Regions from separate parts of the Homo sapiens genome. Here regions 1, 2 and 4 are each linked to region 3. The links are chromatin loops, found by intact Hi-C in ENCODE. Cell type or tissue: gastrocnemius medialis. All regions are shown on one strand. Links, peaks and the distances in the headings refer to the core of each region. The heading gives the core; the rest is flanking DNA. Region 1 overlaps WWOX (WW domain containing oxidoreductase). Region 2 overlaps WWOX (WW domain containing oxidoreductase). Region 3 overlaps WWOX (WW domain containing oxidoreductase). Region 4 overlaps WWOX (WW domain containing oxidoreductase).

Evidence for each region. Peaks named below come from ENCODE experiments on the same cell type or tissue, not always from the same donor. Only the 100,000 strongest peaks of a DNase experiment are listed, where the experiment ranks them.
Region 1: it touches region 3 in a loop (5-fold over the local background); 2 of 110 quality-filtered maps call a loop at or near these places.
Region 2: it touches region 3 in a loop (5-fold over the local background); 3 of 110 quality-filtered maps call a loop at or near these places.
Region 4: it touches region 3 in a loop (7-fold over the local background); 4 of 110 quality-filtered maps call a loop at or near these places.

Annotation. Positions count from the first base shown.
Region 1 is chr16:78,774,285-78,782,015 of GRCh38, reverse strand. All of the region lies in intron 8 of WWOX (WW domain containing oxidoreductase), which reads right to left. Among named protein-coding and RNA genes, the nearest start is that of WWOX-AS2, 280 kb to the right of the region's middle. In gastrocnemius medialis, for the core only: no CTCF peak of the experiment used is centred there; a DNase peak (open chromatin) is centred at 3,515; H3K27ac peaks cover 306 bases.
Region 2 is chr16:78,813,384-78,821,114 of GRCh38, reverse strand. All of the region lies in intron 8 of WWOX (WW domain containing oxidoreductase), which reads right to left. Among named protein-coding and RNA genes, the nearest start is that of WWOX-AS2, 320 kb to the right of the region's middle. In gastrocnemius medialis, for the core only: no CTCF peak of the experiment used is centred there; DNase peaks (open chromatin) are centred at 3,474, 4,104, 4,358 and 5,169; H3K27ac peaks cover 2,742 bases.
Region 3 is chr16:78,679,954-78,687,684 of GRCh38, reverse strand. The region is part of intron 8 of WWOX (WW domain containing oxidoreductase); the gene reads right to left. Among named protein-coding and RNA genes, the nearest start is that of WWOX-AS2, 180 kb to the right of the region's middle. In gastrocnemius medialis, for the core only: no CTCF peak of the experiment used is centred there; DNase peaks (open chromatin) are centred at 2,464, 3,154 and 3,514; H3K27ac peaks cover 1,982 bases.
Region 4 is chr16:78,626,021-78,633,751 of GRCh38, reverse strand. The region is part of intron 8 of WWOX (WW domain containing oxidoreductase); the gene reads right to left. Among named protein-coding and RNA genes, the nearest start is that of WWOX-AS2, 130 kb to the right of the region's middle. In gastrocnemius medialis, for the core only: no CTCF peak of the experiment used is centred there; DNase peaks (open chromatin) are centred at 2,085 and 3,491; H3K27ac peaks cover 545 bases.

The sequences.
Region 1 (7,731 bases), core at 1,162-6,161, 94 kb before region 3:
AAGGGCAGGTTTTGGAACCAAATTGCTTGTGCTGGAATCCTCTGCCTCAGCTTACTTGGAGAATGAAGAGAATAATGTTATTTATTTTACAGGGTTGTTTTTACATGTAAAGACCTGTGAACATTGCATGGAGCAAATAAGTGTTCAATGCATGTTACCTGCTCATAACTGCTACCATCATCGTCATCATTACTTCTACTTAGAAGAAAATATTCATGTCTTTGACTGACTAATTTTATTTGAGATGGAGCCTCGCTCTGTTGCCCAGACTGGAGTGCAGGGGTGCCATCTCAGCTCACTGCATCCTCTACCTCCCAAGTTCAGGCGATTCTCTTGCTTCAGGTAGGATTAGAGGCATGAGCCACCAAGCCCGGCCCAATATTCATGTCTTTGTAAAACACTGAATAACTTTTGGATAAAGTGGGGGTGGGGGATAGATAAACATGTTTTAAATAGGAAGCACACAAAAGCAACAGGTATTAACCCATCGCCCATTAAAGGGTCATAATGTCTATACCTAGTAATGCCAGCTGATAAAAGAAAAGCAGTTCTTGAAATGAATGCAGCCTCCTTCCTGGTGAGGATGGTAGAGGGTGGGCTAGAGGTGGGAGGGGGTAGTAAGACTGACGGAATACCAGTGGTGGATAGCAAGGTGGGGTGCAGATTTCTGAGATCTCAAACACAGCTCCCCTTTCCTGTCCTTCCAACTTTTTAGAAATTGAGGTGCAGAATTTCCAAAATAGCTCTATTTATAGCTGAGTGCCCAGTTCCAGGCAGACATTAAAGAATTCCCACCCACATAGGCTTTGGAACAAGCCAGGGGTCACAACACACCCCATCAACACTTCAGTTGTGGTGAATGTGTCATCATTTCCCTGTCTTGATTTACCTGTCAGAAACAACAGCATTTGTTTGGCTCTAGAAAGCTACCTGGTAATTAGGAGGCTTCTGTTTTGAGGTTGCAGCTGCAAAACAATCTTCCAAATGTGGAGAGGTGGCAGAGGAGTCACGGCACTCCTTCGGCCACACCAGTCTGCAGGCTGGCCCCAAGGTGACAGTCCAAGTCATCCTGCACACTTCTGCTGCTGCTCTCTGAACCCATGCTCCCCAAGGCAGCCAGACAGATCTTTAAAAAACATCACTGCCCTGCTTAATGCCCTTCAGTGGCTTCCTTTCTTCTTTTACAGTGAAATCCTAGCTGGTATCCACCACGATCCCCTATCCCATCCTATGCTAGCCATACGGGCCCCTTTCTTGTTCTAGCTAACAAAGAGGCTGAGCTCCTTTCTGCCTCAGGGACCCTGCACTTCCGTTCACCTTGCCTAGACTGTTCTCCCCCATGCAGCGCTTGCACTGTTTTTGATTCTTAAGTTCAAACATCACCTCCTTAAAATGGTCTTCCCTGTCTTTCCTCCTCCCCCGAAGTTGCTTCCACAAGGACCAGTTTAATTTCTTTAACTCCCTCATCACAGTTTCTATTTATCTTGTATATTTACTTGCTTACTTGCCTATTGTCTTCTTCCCCCGCATCACGGAAGTCCTGTTAAGTCAGAGGCCTTTTTGTTTTTGACTTGTTTATCATTTTATTTCAGCACTCAGCTCTGCAAGACATCCAAAGGATGACATGAATTAATTAATTAACCAGTGAATGAATGAATTAATCAACCAGTGAATGAATAAACCAGTCAATTCATGAGTGAGTGAATGTACCCTTAAGCTTCTTGAGTCGGGGAAGACAAGAACTTTATGGATCTCCCTCTCCTGACCCCCAGCTTCCAGAGATGTTAAGAATGGTATGGGTGTTTTTTCTTGGAAGGAGAAGAGAAAACCAGGTGAGGGCTGGAGAGGAGGGGATGCAGGTGACCATAGCATTACCCCAAGTTGTGTAGGACCCCAGGGGCTCACAGGGACCTGAAGTACGAGAACCATGGCCACACCATTAATTTATTTCAACACTTGAGAAAAAGTATCCATATGGCTTCTACTGGGTACTGCCATTGACTATGTTCCAGAGATGTTGACACAGAAGACACAACACTAAACAAGAAAGGGCTTGGTCTGGTAGCTTTTCATTATTGATTTGTGGCTGCAATTCAGAGCTTCTGTTTTAATCTATAGCAGGAAGAGTAGAGGTGGCAGAAAGTGTTACATCCACCCAGTCCCAAAGGCCCTTCTCCTTCCCCTTTCCTTCCTTGGGGCCAGAGAGGGTACAGAATGAGAGCCTCAGTCTAGATCCCACCTCTGCCACCAACGTGCTGCCTAGGACAAGAATGTCTCTCACATCCTGGTTAGGAGAACAAGCTTCTGAACCAGATGGGCTGTGGTGATCCCAGTCGCATCACTGATCAGCAGTGTGAACTGGGGCCCTCTGCTACGATTCCCTGAGCTTCAATTTCCTACTTAAAATGAAGTGGGTAATATACTCTATTCATAGACTTGTGAGGGTTAAACAATCTGTACAAAGAGCTGAGCACAATGCCTTGGACAGAGTGAGCAACTAATAATGTCAGCAATCCTCTGCAGTGGCAGAAACACTCTTTTCTGAGCCTTAATACCCCACTTTAAAAAAGAAGAAAGGGGGGCCGGACACGGTGGCTCTTACCTGTAATGTCAAGCTGAGGTGGAAGGATTTCTTGAGCTCAAGAGTTCAAGACCAGTCTGGGCAACACAGCAAAACTGCCTCTCTACTAAAAATAAATAAAAGTTAGCCAGGTGTGGTGGCATGCACCTGTAGTCCCAGCTACTCAGGAGGCTGAGATGGGAGGATCCCTTGAGCCAGGGAGGCAGATGTTGTACTGAGCCAAGATCATGCCACTGCACTCCAGCCTGGGAAACAAAGACCCTGTCTCAAAAACAAACAACAAAAAAGACAAGTTGGAGTCACATTTATGTTTTCCAACACTGAGATATGTAGAAGAGAGAATTTTAGGCGATAGAGTGATCTCTATGAATCCCTTCCGGCTATAACATTCCACAAGTAGATTAAGCTCATTGGTTTTATTCAGACTGGTCATCCCCTGAAATAGATGGAGATCAGAAGCAGCATTTGGAGTGAATCAAACAGATTATTGCCAAGGGGTGAACAAGGGGCGACATCCTATCCCTATCCAGCACCACCTTATGGGAAAATGAACACTGCTGGGTCAATGTGGGTGTTTCTTCTAGGAGGAGACGCCGGGGCTTTACGAGCTGGCGAACACAGTTCCCTTTCCATGAAAAGGACAGAAATGGCTCAGGGTTGGGGACGGCGGTGTGCTCTTTGGTTTGAGTTTTTCAAGAGAAGTCTTCCTTCAGGCCAATCTGCAAACCTTCCCTTGAACTCAAACAGGAGGTGAGTAGATGGTAAGTGATGTTCCCATTTCACATACTGAGAAAACACAGCAGAGAAGCTGTAAGATAAAATGACTCTGAGACCACACCTTGAATTTCATACCTTGAATTTCTATTGCGTCGCTCTTCTGAGAAGCTTGGAACACTCACCCAAATTGTGAAATGACTTGGCCCCGTCCTCACAGTCATACTGAGACCAGGATTACAGCCTGAACATGTGACATCCCAGTCAACAACACATGCATCAATCATACTGAGGTCCGACATTATGTCAATACCGGCATATTTATTAGTTTGTGGTCTTGCTGTCACCTCGTTCCTTTACCAAGTGGTAAATCAGTTACGTGAAACCTGCCTTCCACCCAAGCGTGGACTGCTGGCGGCGTATCAGTGGTTACCAATCACCAGAGTATTGCCAAGAGCTCCACAAAGGAGACACAGGGGATGGGAGGTTATTCAAGAAATAGGCTGCCTGGTATGGCTAGGAAATCAGGCACACCCTGATTTAACTATAAAGCTAACTGTGTGACTTGGGGTGGGGATCATCACCAGTTTGAACTTCAGACTTCCCATCCTTGGGATAGGCAGCCATAGCTACAGTAAAGATAAAATGTAAATGTCTTTTTTTTTTTTTTTTTTTTCAGATGGAGTCTCACTCTGTCACCCAGGCTGGAGTGCAGTGATGCGATCTTGGCTCACTACAACTTCCACCTCCTGGGTTCAAGCGATTCTCCTACCTTAGCATTCTGAGCAGTTGGAACTACAGGTATGTGCCACCACACCCAGCTCATTTTTATATTTTTTGTACAGACAGGGTTTCACCATGCTGGCCGGGATGCTCTTGATCTCTTGACCTCATGATCTGCCTGCCCCGGCCTCCCAAAGTGCTGGGATTACAGGCGTGAGCCACCAGGCCCAGTCGAAATGTGAGTTTCTATGCAAAGTGCCTATCCTAGTATCTGGCACATAATAGGTACTTATAAAATGATTACCTTTTTAGGTAAAGGCTTGGAACTCTGTGCTGGGGAGTCTGCCCTGAGGTCTTTTTTGACTATTGCAAAAATTAGCTTTCTCAGCACCCTGTACATGTCTCTGTGTTAATGCTTATTATACCACGCTGGGACTGTCAGTGTAAACAGCTGACCACTCAGTAGGACCAGGGGCCTCTTAGCAGCAGGCACGGTGTCTTTCTACGTCTGTATTTGCAATGTCTACTCTGTGCTTTCCAATACGACAGCCACTAGACACATCAGCTACTTAAATTATTTAAATTACAAAAAATTAAACTAAAAGTCCAGCCCCTGGTCATACTAGTCACGTTTCAAGTGCTCAGTAGCTACATGGGGCCACTGTCCTGGACAACATCATCAGAAAGTCCTCCCTTTCTTTGTACAAATTCCTGTTGGATGGCATTGACACCTGAGAGGCACAGAGGAAATGTCACTGTCTTCTAAGTAGGAAGGAAGAGATGGGAAAAAAAATACAGCCTCTGAAATACAGCCATTGAAATACAGCCATTGAACAATGGCATGTTGGACCCTAGAAACCAAGAAACAATGATTCTGAAAAAATAATCACTGAAACTTTTCTGACCTAAACTTCATTCCCAATTTTCCTCATTTTCATCACATTTATCCTAAAATGTCATGCAAAATCTGAAAACACATATACTCTGTAAAAACGAGATGCCATGAGTGGTATGGTTTGGCTGTGTCCCCACCCAAATCTCATCTCGAATTGTAATACAAGCTGTAATCCCCACATGTTAGGGGAGAGACCTGGTAGGAGGTGACTGGATGATGGGGGTGGTTCCCCCATTCTATTCTTGACATAGCGAGTTCTTACGCGATCTGATGGTTTTATATGTGGTGGTTTCCTCCCTCCCTCTTTCTCTCTCCCTCCCTGCCCCTCTTGCCTGCCGCCATGTAAGGTGCACTAGCTTCCTTTCCACCATGATCGTAAGTTTTCTGAGGCTTCCCCGACCATGCAGAATTGTGAGTCAATTAAACCTCTTTTCTTTATAAATTTCCCAATCTCGGGCAGTTTTTTATAGCAGTGTGAGACCAGACTAATAAAGTGAGCTAAACATCCATCCTCACTCCAAATCTGTTCATTCCATAAAGGTAAGTATGGCACACACTGCTGCTGCTAAACAGGTCATCATGTCAAGGTTTCCTAAACACTTTTCCAGGTGCTATTTATGTATCGTCATATTTAATTCTCATAATAACCACTGGAATCCCCATTTTACAGATGAGAAAACTGACGAACAGTAGGTATGAGTTGACCCAGGTCACACAGTAAGCAAGTGTCACAGAGGCAGGACTCCAGGCAGAGGGGCTTCGCACGAGATGCCAAGGTCCTATCCCAGCCACTGTGCTTACTGCCCAGTAAGAGCCAAACCATCCCAACCACCGAGCCAAGCCAATGTAGCCTGTGCTGCTGTTGTTCACCCACAATCCTTAGACACAAAAGTTGTTTCTAGAGAAAGACTGGAAAACATCCTTCTGAGATGAATGCAGAATCATTTTTTTAGCCCAAGCCATGCATTCCCTTCTCTCCCTTTTACTTCCCAGTATCTTCTAAGTTTGGAAGTTGGAATAAGGTTTTCTGAACTAGCCATGGTGTTATACTCCTATAGGTTTAAGACCATCTTTGGAACACATAGCTGTGTCCTGCAGAGAAAAATAAATAAATGAGAAACCTAGTAAGTGTCAGTCATCACAGGGTCTTACGTTTAGAGTAGTGATGGCCACTGACTGACCTTGTCTTTGAAGGATTCAAGCTCTTACAGGGGCTCATGATATACTGTTTACCAACATCCAATAAGACAGGGTTAAAACGGAGGATCACATTCACTCATAGATTCAGTCGAAAGTAGTGGGCCAAAAGCCACTGCTCCATTGGCTAAAGGAAAAATAAAGTCACTAGCAATGATGCTAATGATTATTATAATAATACCCACCATTGAATGAACACCTGTCCCCTATGTGAACCATTGCTCGCACCATATTACTAAGGCTCCTGTCCCATCTATAAGAAAGACATTTTCATCCTCATTGGAGCAGGGTGAAGTTGTGGGGAGAGGTGGGGGAGTGAAACACCATGCCCTCCAAGGTTGTAGACGGGATGAGCAGTTTCAAAGCCCATACTCTCCCTTGATACCCCACCCCCCGGAGGGCGCTACAGTGACTTCTCTGTTTCAACAAGAGATGAGAAATGAGTCTGGGTATCTCAGTTCTTGGAGTAGACAAGCCACAAAAGAACATCACTTTGGGGTAAAAGTCAGGCCCTGTTTTACTCATCGAAAAGTTGCCCAAAAACTACATGTTCGTGGGGGTGGGGAGGGGATGACACACTGTGATTCTCAAAGGCATTGCTGTGAACAGTCAAAACACTCATAAATTTCAAACCCACAAGATATTTTTGTTTTGTGATATTATTGGCCGGGCTGAATACAGTCCTGATAATCTTTCAGTTCAATGAACAGGCAGAAGAGAGGAGAGGAGCCAGGCAGGCAAAAGGAATTGAGGTATTTCAGGAACCAGACACTTCTAAAAATACAGCCACATTTGATGGAGTGAGTTGGTGACTCTGTCACTCTTCTTCTCCTGAGCCTGAGATGGCTCCCCACCCTCAGGAGTGAGGGCTGTGATGTCTCTCGCCATCTGCCCAACTTACCTACCTTTCTAGTTCTACCTGCAGCCCCTCTTCGAGCATACACCACAAATATCTGCTACAGGGGACCCCATGCTGTCCATGAGTGCTATGGGCAACGGTGACGTTCCATCTGTCTTAGTGCTCTGCGGTAAACATCTGCTCAATAAGGGGATGGACTTGCAGAATGGGCATGTGATAGGAAGCACAAGATCTCCTGGGAGCACCTCACAGTTCAGAACAATGCCATGTGCCAGGAATTGCCTTATGCTATCATATGTGCCCATGTGTGTGTATGTGTGTGTGTTGGGTGGGGACATGTACAGCCTCCCCTCCCCCCACACAGACAATGAGTCTTTCAAGGAACTGCCCGGAGCCTGGGAGCACCTCATGGTTAAGAACAACGCCATGTGCCAGGAACTACCTTATGCTATCTTATGTGCATATGTGTGGGGGGGGAGGGGGACACGTACAGGCTCATGCGTGTGCGCACGCGCACACACACACACACACACACACACACACACACACAAAATGGGTCTGTCAAGAAACTGCCCGAAAAAATGACATGAGACACACCAACGTGGATTCCAACACCTATCATCATTCAGAACTCTTTCTTTTTTTTTGAGACATTGTCTCGCTCTGTCACCAGACTGGAGTGCAGTGGCGCGATCTCGGCTCACTGAAAACTCCGACTCCCTGATTCAAGCGATTCTCCTTTTTCAGCCTCCTGAGTAGCTG
Region 2 (7,731 bases), core at 1,581-6,580, 130 kb before region 3:
GGGTTCAATAGTGTCCCCCTAGAAACATGTTCACTCAGAACCAACGAATGTGACTTTATTTGGAAACAGGGTCTTTGCAAATGTAATTAAGATAAGGAATGAGATGAGATCATACTCAATTAGGTGGGTCCTAAGTCCAATGACTGGTGTCCTTGTAAGAGACAGAAAGGACACAAAGCCAGAGGAGAAGGTGATGTAAGGGAGGAAGTAGAGATTAGAATGTGGTGTTTCCAAGCCAAGGGACATCAAGAATTGCCAGCAGTCACCAGAAACCAGGAGACAGGCATGGCATGGTTTCTCCCTCATAGCTTCCAGAAGGAACGAACCCCACAAACGCCTTGATTTTGGACTTCCGGCCACCAAAACCATGAAACAATGAATGATTCTCAATCTACCCAGTTTGCGATAATTTGTTATGGCAGGCCCAGGAAACACATACACGTGGCATGGTTGGTATTAAAATGCAAGGCACTTCCCTGAAGACAGGCCCTGTGGTCTTGCTTTCACCAAGGTTGTCATTATATTTCAAGGAAGGGCCACACTAATCCTAAGTTCATCCACTAATCCCAATAAAAACCACCTAAATTTTCTTAGTGGGCAATGGCCAACTCTACTCATGGAAATGGGGCTTACAAGAAGTTCTCAGATCATCAGTAAGAAAGATTTTTATTTAAGGATGGGAAAATGAATTAGGAATACTGAGATGTCTCCAAACAATACTCCCAGATCTTCGTTGACTCCACGATTATTTCTGGCGTATTCAGGGCACCACTTCCACTGTTGGAGGGCATGCAACGTCTTCAGTAGCCAAAACTTTGGGTCACACATGGAAAGGACATTCTGGTACTGCAAATTTGGCTCTTTGGCATCAAAACTTAGCAGTGTCCATGACTGTTCTTGCTTTCTTACAACACCCAGATGTCAGTGGCTGGGGGCTTCTCCTATGTCTCCAGCAAGCAGGGACAGGGTCATTGTGCATCCTGAGAGCCTACTAGAGTGCCAGGCCCATGACAGGTGCTCACGGTTATCAAAGGAATGATAACGATGACAGTACAGAGGTAAATAGTAAGAACAATGCCAGAGTTATTTTATTTTCCTCCATATCACCACATTACCATCCCCATTTTACAGATGTTGATATCAAACTAAGAGTATAAATTAATGAATAGATGAGTGAATACATAAATAAGTAAATAATGAGTCCATCTAGGAAGGAGGAGACTCAGAATCGAGTTCAAGTCTCACTCAAAGAAGACTGAGTGCAAGTCTCACTGGCGCAAACACGTAAGCTCTTAACCATCAGAGATATTGCCAAGCTTTGTTTACGGATGAAAATGCTGTGAGCTTGTGGCCTTCCACTGTGCTGGTGATGCAGGGCAGGCGAACCCCAGAATTGCGGCTTAGGCCAACAGGGTTCTTGGCTTTGCCCAGGAAAGAATTCAAGGGCAAGGTGGTGGTGTTAGCAACTTTTATTGAAGGGACAGTGTACAACAGGAGCAGAGGTGCTGCTCCTTGCAAAACAGGGCTACCCCACATGCAGAGTACCCACAGTGGCAATTCCGAGGCAGTTCTGCCATCACATTTACACCCATTTTTAATTATATGCAAATTAAGTGGTGGATTATGCAGAAATTTCTAGAAAAAGGGTGGTAACTTCCAGGTTGTTGGGTCATTGTCATGGAAAGGGGCAGTAACTTCTAGGTGTTGCCATGGAAATTGTAAACTGACATGACACACTGGCGGACACAGCTCATGGAAAGGTGCACCCACCCTATCCCTGTTTTAGCTAGTCCTCAATTTGGTCCGGTGTGTAAGCCCTGTCTATGGAGTTGAGTCTTGCCTCCAGAATCAAGTCCCACCTGCTGCCTCACTGGGGGTCACTGAAGACAACTGGCCTGCTGAGCCGGGGCTCATTTCACCTGGGAACCTGATGGGGCTGAGAAGATCCAAAAGAAGTGAACTGAACAGCAGTGGCCAACTGACTGAGAAAGAGTGCAGAAGAGTGAACGCTTTTCTGTGGAATGAACACCTGAGTACTATGGGCCTGCTCATGTGCTAAGTGCTTCGCCGTTATCGTTTCCATTTAATTTTCTCAACAAGCCTCCATTCTAGAGCTAAGCACAATGAGGATTAGAGAGATTAAGTGGCTTACCCTGGAACATTCAACTCAGAAATCAGGGTGCAAGTCTAGGTTTCCTGACTCTGCTCTTAAGCCGTACACTTAACCTCCACTTTACATTCCCTCTCTCAGTGCTAACGAATTTCTGCCAATATTCTCACTTACGCTTAAAAGCAACCTTTGGAATTACGTATACTGGCTCCAATTCAGAAAAGACGAAACTAAGGCCCCGAATAGTTAATGACTTGACTGGCAAGCTAGTTACATGGTAGAGGCAGCACTCAAAACTGCCCAGGCTATAGTCCTGTGGCATCTTAGTTCACTGCAGCCTCGACCTACGAGGCTCAAGTGATCCTCCTGCCTCAGTCTCCTGAGTAGCTAGGACTACAGGCATGTACCACCATGCCCAGCCGATTTTTAAACTTTTTGGAGAGATTGGGTCTCGCTGTGTTGGCCAGACTGATCTCAAACTCCTGGCTTCAAGTGATCCTCTTGCCGTGGCCTCCCGAAGTGCTGGGATTACAGGCATGAGCCTCTGCACCCAGCCTCAAAACTGGGCCTGCCTTGTCCTAGGGCTTTCTACTGCACTTCAAGGCCTGAGTCAATGAAGGTGGTAGAACAGCTCAACCAACCCTAATCAACAGAGAAGGGCTGTGTGTGCTGGAGAGGGTGATGGTGTGGCAGGGCTGGGGCAGGAGCTGGAACTTGTCCACACTGGAAAGTAGATGGGCTCTGATGTGCAGCCCAGGTCTCCCTTCCAGGGTAACCTGTAGCCTTCAGCCATTAGCCTTTCCAGGGAGTACCTGAACACAGAGACTACCTTCTGCAAGGGCACATCCTTCCTGGGGCAGCCCACCCAATCACGAGTCAAGGCAGGTTTATAAAAGCCTGGCCACATTAGCCCAATAGGGATTAGCTCTGATGGGCCCTTTTAGCTTCATAAGGTTGACTGAGACCCTTGCTGGACTCCATCTCAGTCAGCTTCTCCCTCTGCCCACTCCATCTTCGTTTTCTTCCCTTCCATAGGTGTTAATTCCAAGGCACGTGTTCTTCACAACAAACTTGCACTCAGAGTCTCCTTCCTGGAAAGCCCAATGAGATGGTTTCTCATTTCTAAAGAAAATGACCTATGACAATAAGAAGGCTTGACCTCATCAGAAAACTTTTCACTGGGGTGACTGGACTGCCTTGGAACTCTTTCCATCCAAGACAGAGGGTGAGGAGGCGCAATCTCAGGGGAAGAGAAAGGGCTGGGACCCGAAGAGGTCCTGGGAATTTTAGGAGGAAGCCAAGCGAAGACAGGGCCCGTTTGCCACCACACAAAGACTCATCCCCAATACCCAGGAGTACAGGACTTAACAGGGGCTAAACTTGAACTACTTGTTGACATAATTAGTGCTGGCTCCAAGCGAGAGGTTTTGTAGCCAACTTGGCATGGGTTCGTGAATTTTGATTGGCAAATTTGAAGCAAAGTTCAGCCAAGCTGTACATCTATTTTGCAGTGTGCCTTATGCACATCCAGAGAAGCCAACTCTTCCGATAGATCTTTCAGTTTTATGATTGTTGGTAGCTGAAGATATTAGCTCTTTAAGGAGGCAAATGCTTCTGGCAGGCTGGCCTGCACTAGGAATAGGAGAAATGCCTTCTGGTTTCTTCTAAAATTAATGTAATAAGATGCATTAATCAGAATTCTATCAAGTCTACACACTTGGCCCAGGCTTAAGAAGCAATACTTTGAAACTGCAGTTGGCTAAGCTTCCCTATTCTTTGTGAATCAGAGTCAGGGTTGAAGAAGGAAAAAAAAAAAAAAAAAAAAAAAAAAAGAATAGCACTAATGTTTAAGAAAAACTGGCAACAGGAAAATGTTTAAGCAACTTTTCATTCCTTAGCTCCACCAGGGATTACAGAGGGTTAGGGGAAGGTTTGACCTTTGTATTTCCACAAACGTACTTCAGACTGTGGGATCAAAAACAGTTGGTCAGAACCCAAGCCAAGTCAGGACTGGTTTGGGCAATAGCTCAGGCCCAAGGTATTTACTTGTTTGTTTCTGTCTAATAATAACTTACTCTGGGACTTGCAATGGAATCTTGGCTATTTCTTGCCTTCAGATGTTTGTAACCAGGTGATGAAAAATTTTGGAAACTGAAATAGATTACACAGATGAGTACTTGGCATTGCATAACTTTTGACTTAAAGATGATCTTCTCAAGAAACCAAAAAAAACTGAGCCACAAAATCAGAGCCAACCCCAGTTTCTTCACAGCAATTGCTCATTTTTAGATGATACTCTACATTTTAAAGTGACATAAAAGTGTCCTGAACATTGTACTACAATTTGGTTGTGCTTTTAATGTGACACAGCTACATCTGTATTTACTATTACAACTCAGTACCCAAAAGATGAAAATTTTTAAAGACAAACGGCCAGGCTTTTGTGGAAGAAACATTTCCCCTCATTGTATCAAAAAAAAAAAAAAAAAAAAAAAAAAAAAAGAGTGGCTCCTTCTTGTCTGGTAGATTTCAGTAATTGGCAGGATTTTGAGTAAGCTCTTTTAAAAGCCCTCCATTTCTATTTTCACATTAAACACACTTGCAATATCTATTAAAAGCACAAATACTGAAGAACACACCAAGACTATCAATGAGGTTACATCTGGAGTCCTCGATATATCAGGAAAAAATGAAGTGAACATTCACAGAGTTTTACTTCTTTGGGAACTCAAATGCTAGAAAAGAAAAGGGTGCCCTCTTTCTCTGGCTTCCTGGTCCTATCCAGCGTCCCAAATTTTACATCAATTCTTTATCAGAGGGTTTATCAGAGGGGGTCCAGTTAGGGATTTAGTTTAAACAACAGATACTGGATTCTGCCTTCATTTTGGGGAGTATTTATTCACATTAAGGCAGAGGGGATTCCATGCTAGAAAAGCAGAATAGAAGCAGGAATGTTTCTGCCATGTTCTGGCTATGACCACTTGGCCTTACAGTTCTAGGGTGATTGAGCAATATCCCAGGAAGGACACACAAGGTCACCCAGGAGACTTGGGAACATCGAGAGAGAGCAGGGCCAGTGAATGGGTTGGGGAGAGAACCTCTGAGCCCTGTATATATCTTGGAAGTCACTCTCAAGTTTATATTTGGGCAGACAGAGCCAGATGTCAGCATGGACTCATAGGCAGCCAAGCAGCAAGAGGAGGGTCACTGAAACACTGGCAGAGAGGTCTGCGTACAACTGTCCTTGGCCTCAGACAGATGCATTGCAGTTCTAAAGCTCTTTTGCTCCTTTTCAGATTTCCTTAAAAGAACAGGAAGGGAAGGAAGGATTAAAACCCAGGGGAAGCAAAAGGAGCCATGGCTCAGACGAAGTTTCCTTCCAGAGAGACTCCCTCTGCCCCCATAAATGTGTGTTTTGGAGGACAGCTTACGCATTGGGCAAGGAGGTCATCATGGTCTGAGATTTCAAATTCTTGGTCAGGGTCCTGGCAAGAGGCAGATGGTACACTCAAAACGGGTAACGTAAGAAGTGTTTAGTAAAGGCACTGTTTGTAAAGGTCGGTGCAGGGTTTAAGGAAACAGCAAGGTTTCATGCAATGTACTCCAGTTAGTAACAGCAGGAACAGCTCCTGCCCTTGTCAGCTAAAATGTATGAAACCTTCTTTTTTTTTTTTTTTCTCGAGACAGAGTTTCATTCTCTCAGCCAGGCTGGAGTGCAGTGGCACAATCTTGGCTCACTGCAACCTCCATCTCCGAGGCTTAAGGAAATCTCCTGTCTCAACCTCCCAAGTAGCTGGGATTACAGGTGTGTGCCACCATGCCTGGTTAATTTTTGTATTTTTAGTAGAGATGGGTTTTCACTATGTTGGCCAGGCTGGTTTCAAACTCCTGACCTCAGACAATCTGCCCACCTCGGCCTCCCGAAGTGTTGGGATTACAGGCGTGAGCCACTGTGCCCGGCCTGGACGAAACCTTCTACAGAGGAAGGTGGTGAAGTGACACCCTGCAGGGAGCAAGCCTGAAAATTAAATTGCTAAATCCAACCAGAAGAAGAAAGGGCAAGAGAGCCAACTATGGTCAGCTTCCAGGCCAGGTGGAAGAATGTGGGGAGCACAAAGGTAGCTGGTGCACAGACCGCACGCGAGAGAGCCCAAGGGTGGTTTTGCAAGGGCAGATGACAGGACTAGTGGGGACAACGCCCACAGTTCCCCAACTTCAACCAGAAGGCCTTGGCTGTAATGTCTTATACACTGCCATGTCACATTAGTTGTTACATGAAGGCAGAACTTTTTCCCCCAAAATACCTGATTGGAAAACCTTGACCCTGGATGTCACGCTGGTTTCTCCCAGGTCTAAGGTGCATGATTCCATAGAAAAGAACCAATGTAATCCACAAAGGATACATCTTGAAATTGGATAGGTTGGAAAAGTACACAGGTGCCTTTATCCACGCCATCACTGCAACCTCTTTTGTTTTGTACATATATGAAAAGCCAACATTCTAAAGTAGAGGTTCACTTAATTTTTTTTTTTTCAAGAGAGGCTTCTTGGTAGTTTCATCACACAGTGGTTTTATTAGGGGATGTAAGGATTACAGAAACATCGTATTTTTTAACATATAGTATTTTTTGAATATGATTTGAATTAATATAGAAAAGTGCATTTTTTCCAGTTTTTTAGGGAAAAGGAGATACTTCACCAGGAGGATAAAAAGGAACAAGAGGGGAAGGGGAAATAAAAATTCCAGAAAGATGAAAAATTGTTGATGTAAGATGGAGGCACATTTTTGCCAAAATTCTCTAGAAGACAGAATTATTATGGCTTCCCAGTAACTGACTCCGCTTGCCGGCAGCGGGAGGATCTGGCCGGGTTCTGTCTTCTCCTGCAATGACACACTGTCCTGCACTGAAAACTTGAGCCACAGCCCATGTGCCTGGGCAGTATTGGTAAGTGCAGATATTCAGCAAGGAAAGAAAAGAAAACTCCTAAAAGAAACAGCAGTTGCCTTAAACCAGCGGAGATATAATAGAACCTATAGAATTGGGGGTGGGGAGACAAGCTTCAGGAAGGTTAACACTGGGGCCTCTACATTTTCTAATATAGATTAATGGCTTGCTCAGGCAAGCAGCTACATGCTTGCTAAATGTGCTGACCGCCTGAAATTAGCAAAGGTGGTGACGAAGGAAGGGAGAAAAAAAATAAAATGAGCTGAATCTGTATGTGCCCCACTCATCCTGGTCTGACATATGACAAACAAAATTAACGGCGACAAAGAGAAAGCAGTAAGTATCAGGTAGTAGAAAACAAACATCGAATGAATGTGATTGATCTCAAAGGAGGCCTTTTGTTGCTGTTGATAAGACCTTGGAGACACAATGGATACGTGATGAACACACACACAGGAGCTCACACATGCACACACACACGCACACACATTCCTGCCCACATATACATACATCAAAGCCAGACCACCACAGAATCAGATAGGCATCATTATATATCTCTCTAACCAGGACAAAATATGTGTCCCCAGAAATTAGAATAGATGATCTTGGACTCTAGCAAAACTCAGCTCAAGTATCCTCCATTCTGGTAACCACCTGACAAAAATGTTATTAATC
Region 3 (7,731 bases), core at 853-5,852:
TGCTTGCCTAGTACTGTGTAATAGAGGCTGTGCTAACCAAGGGTTCCTGAGCTATAGATAACCATTACTCTTAGAAAATATGTTTATTGGGGTCTCTCTCTCTTCATTACCCAACCTCATAAAGTATATGTCTGCGTATTCCGATAAAACATAGAATGGCAAGGCAGAGTCACAATTAGGACGCCCTGAGAAGCTGCATCATAAAATGGTGTCTGTCTCCAAATGATTGTTCACTTAACCGTGATAAATATTTATCAGCATGCAATAGAACAAATCCTTCAACAATCTCAGGCCACACTGAAAATGAAGGACTTTCGCATTTTCGATTCTCTTCTTTCGATAGGTACAATGCTTTAATCTAAAATGTAATTTGATGAGATTTTGATTTTAAATTAGAATTACGACATGGAGATGTTAAGAACATATTGGGTTCATATTTCCAATATCTACTTAAAGCAACTTGGATTTACTGTTATATCATGAACAGAGACAAGAGAACTGTGTTGAACAGTGTAAATATGAAACACTGCTAATTTGGGTGGTTATTCAATGTATAACCTTTTATGTCATCAGTACTCTCATTGGAAAAAAAAATGTGTTTTAAATGATAAAATAAAGATGAAAATAAACTCCTTAATGATCCCTACTCTCTTGTTGGCCATGATGTGCCAACTGGGGAAACATAAGGAAAACTGAGATATAGATCGTGATGTTCCACTTAACTTGCAAGGCACAAGCCTTAGCTGCTTGGATATGGAAACTGTTTATTACTATGTGGCTTCATGCACAGTCAACAGAAAAATGCCTTTTGAAAAGAAGAACACTGCCTTCCTGGGTGAGTTTCGAAAACGAAGCCTGTCTCCTGGCCAGAGAAAACAGTTTCTGCAAGTCAACTCTGTCTCTGTTAGATAGCTACAGAAGGCATATGGAGTGCAGGGTGGAGTTGCTTATAAACATAAATGCCTACTGGGCCTTTCCTAAAACAACTGGATTCCCGGAAAAATGTCCTTATCATTGGTTCTCAAACTGGAGGACTTCCGAAAAAACAAATTAAAACAGGAGTTCCTCCAAAAACACAAATAGCTGGGCCCACTCCCCTTTAGTGTTTCTTATTCAGGATTTCTGGGGTGAAAACAGAAAATATGCATTTCTAACAGATTTCTTTTTTTTTTTTGACAGGGAGTCTCGCTCTGTCCCCCAGGCTGGAGTACAGTGGCACCATCTCTGCTAACTGCAAACTCCACCTCCCGGGTTGACACCATTCTCCTGCCTCGGCCTCCCGACTAGCTGGGACTACAGGCGCCCGCCACCACGCCTGGCTAATTTTTTGTATTTTTAGTAGAGGCGGGGTTTCACCGACTTAGCCAGGATGGTCTGGATCTCCTGACCTCGTGATCCGCCCGCCTCGGCCTCCCAAAGTCCTGGGATTACAGGCCTGAGCCACCGCGCCTGGCCTTCTAACAGATTTCTGAGTGATGCTGGTGTTGCTGGCCTGGGAGCCACACTTTGAGAACCAGATTCCTATAGCCAAAGAAGGATCCAGAAGGAAAAAACTTCCAGTGAACATCTGGTCCTGACTGTATGAATGTCTTTCCCCAATCTATAGATCCCAAATCTACTTGCACTTTCTTTTCCTTTTATCTCATTCTCTTTATTTCTTCCTTTCCTGCCCTTTTGTTTTATTTCCATTTCAAATTCCCTATTTCTATTTCTCTTCCCATTCCCCGTGGGTCCATGTCTCTCCTCCCTCCCTACCCACCTCTCTTTTTTCTTTTTCTTTTTTGTTTTTTTTCCTCTCTCTCTCTTTCCCTTTCTTGGCCCTGCTCTCAGATCTTTCCCTCAACAATAATCAGCCTCCCACCAGGCTCTCAACAGTGACCGAGATTACAGATACACCACACATGGGAGAAACACACAAGCCAAGATCTTACTCCTTGGCAAGCCAAATGAGGGGCAACTGTCGGAATAATTTCAAAGAGGGAGGACAGGAGTTCTGTGCTAAGCATTCAATAGCAGAAGCTTCTCTGCCTTTGCATTTAGCACCACACAAGCAAAACATATATGGCCATGTGAAATATACACAGAACAGTTATGTACGTACTGCTGGCAGATTGACTAGATTCTCAACATTAATTTTCATTTTGGGGGCTATTTTTGCATTTTAGGATACATAGTCCCCAGGTCTAGTTTTAAAATGCACTTAACTCCCATGCTAGGTGAAGATTTATAACAAAAGTGACTATTAGGAGAACATTCCCAGGTGAAGATCTACCATAGACAGACTTAGCTCTTTATGGCCTTATTGTGTCAGACTCTGAATATTAGACACATACAAAAAAAAATCACAGAATGAAAGTTATTAGGCTGCAGAATAGCTTCCCAAGGGACGTCCCCAGGCCTCATCACTTGAGTCATTAGAAACAAGACCAAACCAAACACTTGACTCTACCATTAGGGAATACTCCTGCCCTGGCTGAGGGTGGACAAGATGACCTCACAGATCTCTCCCAGTCCTCCCAGGGTCATAAAAACAGAATGGAAACTCTGACTAGACATCACGCTGCAGAGAGAAGTGGAGATACCAGTAGACTGAAAAGCAAGATCTCAGAGGGTGGACGATGTTACAGTGAACAGCACAGAGAAAAAATAATCCTGAGGATTGTGGCCAAAGGACACCCCAGAATAAAAATCACATTGAGAACACTCCCCAAAGAGGCCCACGATGCAATTTTGCAGACAGAGCTGTAAAACAACATGTGTTCACTAGTTTCTGATACATACTATGAGTGTTCCTATGCTCTGACTATAAAAGGAGTGATGAATTACAAGTGTATTTCCTGGCTCCCTCTTTTCTGAAGCTATAACTGCTTCACTGAAACATATGGGAACAAAGAGAAGCTCAACTAGGTGACAACTATGGTGCTTCCATAGTTCAGTATGATGCGTCCCACTAAAAAGTAGAGTTTAAAGCAGCTGAAACCAAGATTAACCTGGAAGAAGATAACAGGTCCCCCAACCCCATCCATGAGGGCAGAGTCCTTTCTCAGCCATTAGCAGGGACGGTGGAGTGTTCTGTGAGGTCCCACATGGCTTCTCCACCCCAGGGATGTTGCAGCTGTGAGGCACAGCCTGAGCCAGCGGGCATGCTTGCATCACATCCAGGTCCCGTAATAAATCTGAGGGAACTGCAAATGGGTGGGGTGGAGAGGAATTCTGGACTTGATCTGACTCAACACGCCACAGCTGTCATTCCAACTCACTTGGCCCTAAACTGCAAAACCAGTCATCCCTACCCACTGGCACTCCCTGCTAAGGAAAACCCTCATGGTTCATAGGTCCTTCTACTTAGGTGGGTTTTGTATTACCTGCCACCGCTCCCCTTCCCCACTCTGAGTACACCTGGACAGACCGCAGGTCCAATCATACATGAGCCAAGGGCAAATCTGTCCAGAAGTTTGCTCTGCAATCTACCAATGGGAAAGATGACTCATGCCAGTGGATTTCTGCGCTAGGGAATTGGGAAACCAACTCTAAGCCTGTTGCAGCAGGGACAGCTGATAAAAAGATGCCATGAGGTTGAGTTGAACTGCACGGCCATGAGCTAAAAAGGAAGCATGTGCGAGCCAAAACTGTGAGGGAGAAGAATGAATAAATCCAGCAGCAGCAGAATCAGCTAGTCAGAAAAAGAGAACGCCACAGTTGTGCAGGAGGGGATCGCAAGAGACAGTTACCCAAAACTGCCTCCTTTCCTCAGCTTGCCAACATTATCTCTTACAGTAAACCTTTTTCTTAGAAGAGGTGGCACAAGTAAAACTCTGTTCCTTGTGACCAAAGACGCCGAATTAAACACTCAGAAAATCTGAATTACATACATCTTGATGAGTGAGCTCTTCATGCCCTAAATCACGACTGTTGGATATTTAACTTGAAAATGCCCACAAGTCCCTGAAGACCACAACTTATCAATGGTATTGAAAACAAGAGGTGAGGCGTGGCAGCTCGTGCCTGTAATCCCAGCACTTTGGGAAGCCGAGGCAGGAGGATCACGTGAACCCAGGAGTTCAAGACCAGCCTAGGCAACAAAGCGAGACTTTGTCTCTATTTTTCATGTAATTTTTTTTTTATTATTTTTATTATTTTTTTTTGAGATAGAGTCTCCCTCTGTCAGCCAGGCTGGAGTGCAGTGGCACAACCTCGGCTCACTGCAACCTCCACCTCCCCGGTTCAAGTGATACTAGTGCCTCAGCCTCCAGAGTAGCTGGGATTACAGGCACACACCACCACGCCTAAATTTTTTTTTAATGTTTTTAGTAGAGATGGGGTTTCGCCTTGTTGCCCAGGCTGGTCTCCAACTCCTGAGCTCAGGCAATCCACCCGCCCTCCTGAGCTCAGGCAATCCACCCACCTCAGCCTCCCAAAGTGCTAAGATTACAAGTGTGAGCCACCGCGCCCACCTCCTTGTCTCTATTTTTTAAAAATAAAAATGAATTTAAAAAAAATTTTAAAGACCAAGTAACACTCAGTGTTTTCCTTACCTGCTCTTTTGGAAACTGGAAATCGATTTTAGGAATATTTCTGGGATAGAACAAAACAAGTCATCTGGAGTCAGAACCCAGGTTCTAAATGACGATCCTTCCTACCCCACCAAAGGTATCCATCACAGCAGCCTACAGATTCATTTATTGAAATCTCACATCTTAGAAGTGTTATCCTCACAGAATCATTCATTTACGCGGGGAAATCACTCACTTGGAGCTTATGATGTTTAGTCACGAAAGTATGTTTTTGCAAAACACCTACAATGCATTATCTAAAGCTGCTAAGCACCACTGTTCTATTTGCAGCAGGCATTAAGGCATTATCCTTTGTCCCATGCTGTGGACAAATGAATGGTGCAAGAAGTACTGGCTCCAAATTACCGTGAAGGGGAGAAATACCTTTCTTTAAAATTTTATTTTCATTTTTAATTTTTTAATAGGGTTGGGATCTTGCTATATTTCCCAGGCCAATCTCAAACTTCTCAAGCAATCCTTCTGCCTCAGTCTCACAGACTGCTGGGATTACAGGGGTGAACCACCACATGTGGCCTTCTTGTATCTTCAGAGACAGGGTCTCGCTCTATCACCCAGGCTGGAGTGCCATGGCATGATCGTAAGTCGTTGCAGCCTCCAACTCCTGGGCTCGTGGTATCCTCCTGCCTCAGCCTTCTGTGTAGCTGGGATTACAGGTACACGCCACCACCAGACCCGGCTAAAGGAAAAATAATTCATTGAAGACTGGTGCCAACTACCCACATGCAGAAACATTCATCCTCACTGGTACAAAAAAACTGAGCTGAAAGGTGTGAGCCATCTTTCAGTGGCTCTACTTAAACTATTAAACTACCAAGTATTTTAAACTATTAAGTTTACTAGTTTAAATAGAAGATTGTTATTTCATGACAGAAGAGTGGCATAGTGGGTTAGGCCCAATTTTCAAATATCAAGCGATTGTAGCAGATCCTGATTTGTAGGTGTAAAAAATAATTAGTAAAAATAAAATAACAGTAACACCAAAGGCCATTTGCTGAGTGTCTACAATGTCACCAGCTGCAGACTTTACATACATGCATTTTCTCAGTCGTCACAGTCATTTGGAGCATGGAGAACAACTCTTTACAAATGAAAAGACTTTTAAAAATCACTGCTCCAACTGTGGTCTGAGAGCTGTAAGCATCAGTGACATCTGGGCGCTTGCTAGAAAAGCAGACTCCTGGGCCCCAACCCAGAACTAGAGAATGAGGGGCTCTGCGGGGTGGGGCCCGAGACTTGTGTTTTTCTAACCAGCTCTCCAGCGGAGTCTCACACCAAAGTTGAAGAAAAGAAGCCCTGACTTAGAGAGTAACTTTCCAAGGCCAAATAGATAGTACGCCACAGAGTCACTGCGCACGCCTTTGTGCTGAGTATTGGAAACTGTCCCATTCACTTCAGGTAATTAACGAAGAGCTGGGCTGGGGATAATCAGGTTAACACCTGTAATTCAGGATTCCCCTGAGATCAGGAGCAGGAACTCTCAAACCTCGGTCTGTCCCTAGAGATTCTAATGGGCAGAGCCCTGTATTGCCCCTTTGCTTCTTCCCTTTTTCCTTTTTTTTTTTTTGTATATGGAGGAAATCTTGGGTGGCACGAGCCCTGTTTTTTGAAGTCATAATTAAAAGGGCTCTGATTCAAGTGTCTAGGATGTTTCCTTTATTGTTTTATAGATGAATGTGGAAAAAAAATTGACCTTTGTTTTGGTTTTTTGAGACAGAGTCTCGCTCTGTCACCCAGACTGATGTATAGTGGCAAGATCATAGCTCACTGCAGCCTCTACCTCTGGGCTCAAGCCATCCTCCCACCTCAGCCTCCCAAGTAGCTGGGACCATAGGCACATGCCACCACGTCCAGCTTATTTATTTATTTATTTATGAGACAGTCTTGCTCTGTTGCCCAGGCTGTGGCATGATCTCGGCTCAATGCAATCTCCGCCTCTCGGGTTCAAGTGATTCTCCTGCCTCAGCCTCCAAAGTAGCTGGGACTACAGGCATGCGCCACCACGCTCAACTATCTTTTGCATTTTTATTACAGATGGGGTTTCACCATGTTAGCCAGGGTGGTCTCGAACTCTCGACCTCAGGCAATGCGCCCACCTCGGCCTCCCAAAGTGCTGGGATTACAGGCGTGAGCCACTAAGTATGGCCTAAATTTTTTTAGTTTTTTGTAGACAGAGGGTCTCACTATGTTACCCAGGCTGGTCTCAAACTCCTAGGCTCAAACTTTCCTCCCACTTCATCCTCCCAAAGTGCTAGGATTACAGGCATGAGCCACCATGCCTGGCCAATAAAACTAAGCTTTAACCATCACAGCAGGTACTGTGCCCAACACTGGGCTAAGTGCTCCATACCCAAACTGTGCAATGGGACACTCTACTGTCACGGAAACGTTCTTTCTGTATGTGCTACCCACAGTGGGAGCCACTAGATGTGTCCGGATGTTTAGCACTTGTAATGTGTGAGTGAGAGATTGAATCTTTAATTTTATTTAAAATTTAATTTAGCTTGAAATGGCCCCACGTGTCCACTGGCTACCTTCAAGTATTGGATAGCCCAGCTCTACATGGCTTTTTGTTTGTTTGTTTTCTTTCCTTTGAGACAGAGTCCCTGTAGCTCAGGCCGCAGTGAAGTGGCATGATCATGCCTCTACCTCCCGGGGCTCAAGCGATCCTCCCACCTCAGCCTCCCGAGTAGCTAGGACTACAGGCACGTGACACCATGCCCAGCTAATTTTTGTAGAGATAGGTCTTTTTACGTCGTTCAGGCTGGTCTTGAACTCCTGGGCTCACGCAATCCTCCCACCTCAGCCTTCTGAGTAGCCAGGACTGCAGATGCATGCCACCACACCTGGCTAATTTTTGTATTTTCTGCAGAGACGGGTCTCGTTATGCTGCTCAGGCTGGTCTCGAACTCCTGGGCTCAAGCTATCCACCAGCCTCAGCCTCCCTCAGTGCTGGGATTACAGGCGTGAGCCGCCACGCCCAGCCTAGATACCTTTTCTTATTTAAACTTCACTCTAAGCCTGTGAGGGCTGAAGCTAATGTTATCCCTACTTTACAGATGAGAAAACTGAGGCTTGCAGAGGTAAAATAAAGAACCGATAGGAGCGCATGGAGTCAGTTAGTGGTAGGGCTGGGGTCCTAAGCCAGGTCTGCTCTGAC
Region 4 (7,731 bases), core at 1,382-6,381, 54 kb after region 3:
TACATAAGTCGGAGAAGAAAGCCAGGCCTGCCAGCCCAACTTTGCACTTCACAGCGAAGCATAAAAGCACGCAGGAGGTAGCACAAGTTGCTTTCTTGAGAAGCGGGCCTTGCAGCAATGTTTATGAAAAGGAGGAGACCTTTGTAGTGGCATCTCTGAAGCCAGAGGCCTGCCAGCGTACTCATCAGAAACCCGCACAGTGAAAGGTTGGAAACCAGCGTTGCCATGCGTTAGCTAGAGAACACGGGCAGGACCTAACCAAAGTTCTGAACTCGTGGTTCTGTTTTAAAGTCATACGGTACAAAATGCAGTATCACCTGCTCAGGCTTGAAGACAGGAAGGGTGGAGAGGGAGGGGTGAATGAAAAATTGCAATCCAAGAGCTCCTAGGTTCAAATCCCTGCCCTGTCCCGACCTAGTTGGGTAGCCCCATAGAAGATACTTATGCTCTGCAATCCTTAACTTCTTGTTTTTTTGTTTTGTTTTGTTTTGAGATGGAATCTTGCTCTGTCACCTAGCATGGAGCGCAGTGGCACGATCTCAGCTCACTGCAACCTCTGCCTCCCAGGCTCAAGCGATTCTCCTGCCTCAGCCTCCCGAGTAACTGGGATTACAGGCACACGCCACCACACCCGGCTAATTTTTTATTTGTAGTAGAGACAGGGTTTCACCATGTTGGCCAGATTGCTCTCAAACTCCTGACCTCAAGTGATCCACCCACCTCAGTGTCCCAAAGTGCTAGGATTACAGGCATGAGCCACCATGCCTGGCCACCTTAACTTCTTCATCTGTAAAATGGGGATAATAAATGTTGGATCCCTCTCCAACATGGCCCTACCTTTCTATTACACGTAGCAGGGGTGGAGAGGCGATCAGGCAAGAATTTGGCCAAGTAGGCCGGGCGCAGTGGCTCACAGCTGCAACCCCAGCACTGTGGGAGGCTGAGGCGGGTGGATCACCTGAGGTCAGGAGTTCGAGACCAGTCTGACCAACATGGAGAAATCCCAACTCTACTAAAAATACAAAATCAGCTGGGCGTGGTGGCGCACACCTGTAATCCCAGCTATTCGAGAGGCTGAGGCAGGAGAATCCCTTGAATATGGGAGGCAGAGGTTGCAGGGAGCTGAGATCGCACCATTGCACTCCAGCCTGGGAGACAGAACGAGACTCCACCAAAAAAAAAAAAAAAAAAAAATTGGCCAAGTAAGTGGGGGAAGAGAGTGTCTGTGGTATGAGGAGGACACTAAGGGGTTCTATCAACACCTTGCTCGTTTCTCCCACCCCTTTCTTGGCCTACACCCTCTTCAAAAAAATAACATCTGCGACGTTAAGTAGGAAAGCCCAAAAGAAAGGACTCAAATACGGAGGTAGCGGAATAACTCAATAATGACTCTGATACTTTGGGCATGCTGACCTACTCTGTGTCAAATACTATTCTACGTGTTTTAGTGAATTATATCATTTATTCCTCACTCCCCTCCAAAACAATCCCTGGAAGCAAATACTAGTAGTATTAACCCCATTGTACAGATATAAAAACAGCTCAGAAAGACAGGGGCATTCTGCAACTTGTCACTTAATATGAGAGAACTGGAATTCAACCCAGCTATTTCTGACTCTTGATCTCAAGTGTTTTTCTATCAAGCAGCTCCTTGCGAATTTGCTAGTTTGGTCTCCAGTTTCTGGATTTCATGGACCAAGAAGACTTTTATTTTTTTTAAGAAAAAATTGGGAGGTCTGAAATCAGGTTGTCAACTTTGTTTTATTTTTCCGAGTAAGCAGACTTAAAAAAAAATAAACCACCTCCAATCACTGTCATTTCATAGAAGACAGAATAATTTAAATCAAAAAGTGCATGTAAGACAGAAGTGCCAATAAAAAGAGAGCAAGCTTCTCCTACTTCTAATCACTTTGAAAAGAATATTTTGGCTGGGTATGGTGGTTCACACCTATAATCCCAACACTTTGGGAGACCCAGGTGAGCAGATTGCTTGAGCCCAGGAGTTAGAGACTAGCCTTGGCAACATGTTGAAACCCTGTCCCTACAAAAAATAGCCAGGCACGGTGGCACACACGTGTAGCCCTACTTGGAGGGCTGAGGCAAGAATATCTCTTGAGCCTGGGAGGAGGAAGCTGCAGTGAGCCAAAATCGTGCCACTGTGCTAGACCCTGGGTGACAGAGCCAGACCCTGTCTCAAAAAAAAAAAAAAAAGAATATTTTAACACTGAAAATATCTGTTGAACATAATCTCATAATAAAGGACAATCATATAAATTAAACTGATTTAGCTTTATATGAAATAAGTCATACATCTGTCCTAATTCTTCCGCAGTTTGCCATAGCTGGAATATCTTGATGATCGTCAGTTTGAGTTCTGTTTTGGGGAATGGATGCTGGACCTGTCCAGCTCTGTCTCAGCAACCATGAGCAGAAATATTCTGATGTGGTGAGGCCTTGACACAAGCCACGGAGAATCTTGGGTGAGGAAGGGGTGGATGAGATGTCACGACTGACCTGCATCCACTCCTAAATGTGATTTGTACAGTTGTCCCTCAGTATCCAAAGGGGACTGGTTCAAGGAACCCCCCCAAATACCAAAATCCACAAATGCTCAAGTCCCTAACATAAAATTGTATAGTATTTGCATATAATGTATGTGATGCTCCTGTACACTTTAAATCATCTCTAGATTACTTATAATACCTAATACAATATAAACACGATATAAATAGTGGTTATGTTGGATTGTTTAAGGAATAATGACAAAAAAAAGCAGTTGGTACATTTTCAGTACAGATACCACCCTCCGTTTGTTCGAATGCTTTTAATCTGTCATTAGTTAAATCTACATATGTAGAACCCAGAGAGAGGGGGGCTGACTGCATATGGCCTCTTTCGTTCATTCACCCAGTATTTGTTGGCTATTTTCTTGAGGTCTGGTCCCAACTATGTCTTAGGAATACAACTGTGTCAGGCACTGAAACGCCAACCCAGGTTTGGTGGTTTGCAAGGAAGACTCATAAGACTCAGCATACGGTCACACTCATGGCTGAGATTTATCACAGCAAAAGGATGCAAGGCAAAATGAGCACAGGGAAATGGTGAATGAGGCGAAGTCTGGAGAAAACCAGGTACAAGATTCCAAATGTCCTCTTCCAGTGGGGTCACACAGGATGCATTTAATTAGTCCCCCAGAAATGAGCTGTGAAAATATATATGAAGTATTGTCTACCAGAGAAATGTATTAGGGACTCAGTGTCCACAGTTTTTATTGGAAGTTGGCCACGTAGGCACCCTCTCTGTAGCATATAACAAAATTCCAGCCTCCACAAAGGAAAGCAGGTATTCCACATGAGCCCTATTTTTGGTACAAGCAGTCTAGACAGAGTGAGCCATCTTTATCTGATCTGGGAATGGTGACAGCCCTCCTAAATTCCAAGTTCCCAGATGCAGCCAAGAGCCAAGCTTGCGACAGTCTGCTGTACTAACTCTTTCCCACACAGCAACAGTGAGCAAAATAGGACCCCAGTGCCTGGCCTTGTGAAACTTACAGCCAGATGAGGAATACACAATCATCACGCCATCATCATTCATTCATTCATTCATTCATTCAACAATTATTTTTGAGGACTCTCTCTGGGCCAGTGACTGGTGACAGATTTTCAATGAAATAGACTAAAATCCCTGCCCTTGTGAAGCTTCGAGTCTACATGAGTGAGACATTGTAAGTGCTAAGGAGAAAAAAAGAAGGCAGGGAAGAGAAGTGGGGAGGACAAATACAGTTGCTGGAAAAGGGAAAATTAACTGAGTTTGGATAATTTTCTGTGATCTACGTTAATTTTCTATTTCTAAAAATCTACTTCTTAGATAATTTTCTAAAAACTAAAACTCAATTAATTTTCTATTTCTAAATTAGTTTTTTCTATTTCTAAAAATCCACTTTTTTGGAATGAGTTCAAAGAAATACTTATATGAAAGACCCCTGCACCCCAGAGAAAGTGATGATCCATTTGAAGCCTAAATGATGAGAAAGAGTTGATTAGCTAAAGCAGGATGGGAAGACTACTCTAGCCAGAGACAAGAGCCTGTGCAAAGGCCCTGTGGCAAGGAGCAGGGTAGGTAGCAGGTTTCTGGGGAAAGTGGTACAAAGTAAGCTGCAGAGGTTGGCAGGGGTCTTGCAGGCCCTGGAAAGGATTTTGTTATTTTATCCTAAGGGATATGGTGAGCCAGTGAAGGGATTAAGCAGGGAGTGGCAAGTAGGGTGGTGGCAAGATCAGATTTCTATTTTAGAGAAATGACTCCAGCTTCTGCCTGAAGAAGGGATTTCAAGAGAGTCAAGAGGGGAAGCAGAGATGCCAGTGAGAAATCTTACTGACAACACTGCTATATACGGCACTAACTCACAGATTTGGAATTCACCCTACATTGCTATCAAGTGTGCTCCTGGGAGACAAAGGAAGGCCTAACCTCACCAATGTCTTATGACCCCATCCCTTGCAGAGGAAAAAAAAATAAAATACCCAAGAGAAAAAGTCTTCCTGTTTTCAGAGTCTTTAAAATGGCATAAGAACCCCAAAGGGAAAACTCCAACATGGGAATGCGAGCAGTGGTGCCCTTTGAAAAGTTTTCATTTTATTTTAACTTTGCTAAATCTACTTACATTCACATTTTGAAATATGTAAGCACAATAAAACACTGCAGTTATGGTCTATTGGGTTAAAAATCCAGTTTTTGGAACGGGTTCAAGGGAATACTTATATAAAAGACCTGAGAATGGAAAGTAATTCTGCAGATAAAATAGAACGGAAACATCTCCTAAATATGCCTCTTGTAAGATAAATGCACAATGAGGAGGGGGCCTGGGACCATCACTAATGGGAGATTCACAACAGTGGCCTCTTAATCCCTCACGAAACCAGCTGGAAGGGAAGCGCCTGGCTAGTCGTCGGCATCAACATTCAGACTTTTCCAAAGGTCTCTCCTCTTCCTTTCATAATTCATTTGAAAGCAAGAAATTAACCCTGAATTTAAAACAGTGAAATTCCATTCTAGCACGTCACTCACAAAGCACGGAGTGACCATGGTGTTTATTTTGCAAAGTTCCAGACAAAGAGAGCTAAAAAAAAAAAATTGCTGGAATAAATCCATCAACAGGCATCTCAGTGCTTATTCTGTGTAATTATCCTTGCATGGGGAGGCATACAAAAAAAGGAAGAAAATATAGTTCTTATCCTTAAGGAGCTGGCAAGTCTGTTAGGTGGGTACTTTTCAGCTCCATGTATATATCAGGTCCCCTTGGGAGCTTGATAGAAATACTGATTCTCGGCACCCACAATCCCCCAACCCCAGACCTAGTAAATCAGAATGGCCACACGGGGCTTGGGAATGTATATTTAGAGCAAACAAAGGGGATTCTGCTGGAAGGCTGAGATTCTGAAACACTGAACTGAAAAGAAAGGGAAACTTCAGGAAACATTAGCACCACTCAATGTGACATGAGGGAGAGGCCTTACTCCTTAGTTGGCCAAACCGTCCACTCAAGGTAGCATCACTCAGACGGCAGCCATGACAATTCCAAGCATCCAGCTTTTGCTTTCCCACCTCCAACAAAGGAAGCAGATCCTCGGTGTGAAGGTTCATTCCACTGTAGGGCCACTATCTACTGCTCCTTGAAAATCCTTACAAAATCTGACACACCCTGTATCTTTCCTTGGGTTAAACACAGTTTACTGAACTCTTCACCCCTGGTCCTGAGGCTACTCTCCCAAGGACAAATGCCAGTTTGTCAACAGAGCTCTCAACAGGTGACACTCAAGGCAGAAAACAAGATTCCAGACAAGTTCTGGCCAACGCCAAATCCACGGGATTCTTGCCTCTCTTGATCCAGACATTTGATGTTGACTAACACTGTCTAAGTCGGCATCATCTTGTCAGAGCCCAACACCCTGAAATCACTGCATACTCTACTCTGCACCTTTTGTCTAGTCAACTTTTCCAAAATGAAATAGAGTTAACATAGGTGCCTCCATGTTGTTCCAGAGTCTTCCCAGGATTTGCATCAAAGTTATTTATTTCTTGTCCCTGTCAATGACTCTTCTCTCCCCAGTCCACATTCATTCTTTGTCTTCCTATTTATGTGTCCAGTTTTTCCTCTTTATTCTTTTTCTTCTCCTTTTCTCTGTGATTTTACAAAGATTTCCAACAGAACACCTGAACTCTCATTGGTGACTTCTTGTTGGCATCCTGGGCCATTATTCAAAGACTTACAGGATCACAGAATGTCAAGATTGGAAGAGGCCTTGGAGACCAGCCACAGAAAACCCCTTGTCATAAACTATGGTATAGAGAGGACACAGGTAAAACTGAATCGCCCAAGTTTGGGGTTAAGCCAAAATTAGGATTCAGGTCTTCTCCATACTGAGTAGTTTGTGATGGCCTCCCTTTGGGACTTTAAGACCAGACTAGTTGGCCAATCAGGTTTGGAGGGCTATCCCCTGGGGAGGTATGGTAGCAAACACACCTGGGGCACAGGGGGAAGAGTGGCCTGAAAGGGGCCTAAATTATGCAAAGTAAAATGTAAAGTGGGAGAACTCACCCACACTGCCTACTGCTCTAGTATGATTTTTATTTAAAACAAAAAAAAGAAGAATATGGCTGAGATTCCAGAAATTATAGTAGCATGCTGCCCTTTGTGTATGTATGAGGTGGGGGGAAGAGGGAAGAGGAGGCACAAAAAGCAAAAAAGAAGTGAAAACAAAACCAAAGATAAAAACACACCACACCATGATGTGTGTACATCACAAGAACACAGGAGCCAACAGCAGCAACTTTTGAAGACCAAATTGTTCCATCTGGAAAAATTTAAGCAACAAAATAAATAAAGTAGTATAGGATTATAACATAAAGCATAAAATAAATGTCCATGAGTGTACCGTGATATAAATAAATGATTAAATAAATAAATGGGGGAGAAGACACAAATATTCCATGCAGAATTCCAAGTAGTTTATGCAGATACTCTACCCTCGAAGAGTGAGAACATTAAATCCCCACTCCACAAGCATGAGCTGGGCACAGCAACACTCCTCCAAAGGCAGCAGTGTGGAAAGTAGAGGGAAAGACTAAGTGTGCAGTGGAGAAACCTAATGAACACTACCTTGACCAGGTGAATCAGAGTCACCATCAACAGTGAAGAGTCATGATGAAGGTGGAATGCTTGATACGATGTGATGAAAACAGACCTCTGGGGTCTTCCTCCCTGAAATTCATTAACTCCAGTAAACTCATGAGAAAAACATCATAAAAATCCCAACACAGGAGCATCCTACAGAATACCCAACCAGCACTCCTCAAAGCTGTCAAGGTCATCACAAAGACAATTCTGAGAAACTGTCACAGCCAAGAAGATGCTAAGGAGACCTGACAATTAAATAAAATGTGGTATCCTGCAAAAATTAGCTGAGCGTGGTGGCGCATGCCTGTGGTCCCACCTGCTCAGGAGGCTGAGGCAGGAGAATCACTTAAACCTGCGAGGCGGAGGTTGCAGTGAGCCAAGATCGCGCCACTGCACTCCATCCTGGGCAAAAGAGCCAGACTCCATCTCAAAAAGAAAAAAAAAATAAATAAAAGTGGTATCCTGGATGGGCTCCTGGAACACAAAAAAGTCATTAGGTAAAAAATTTTTTAAAAACCTAAGGCAATATGATAAACGATGGACTTTAGTTAATAACA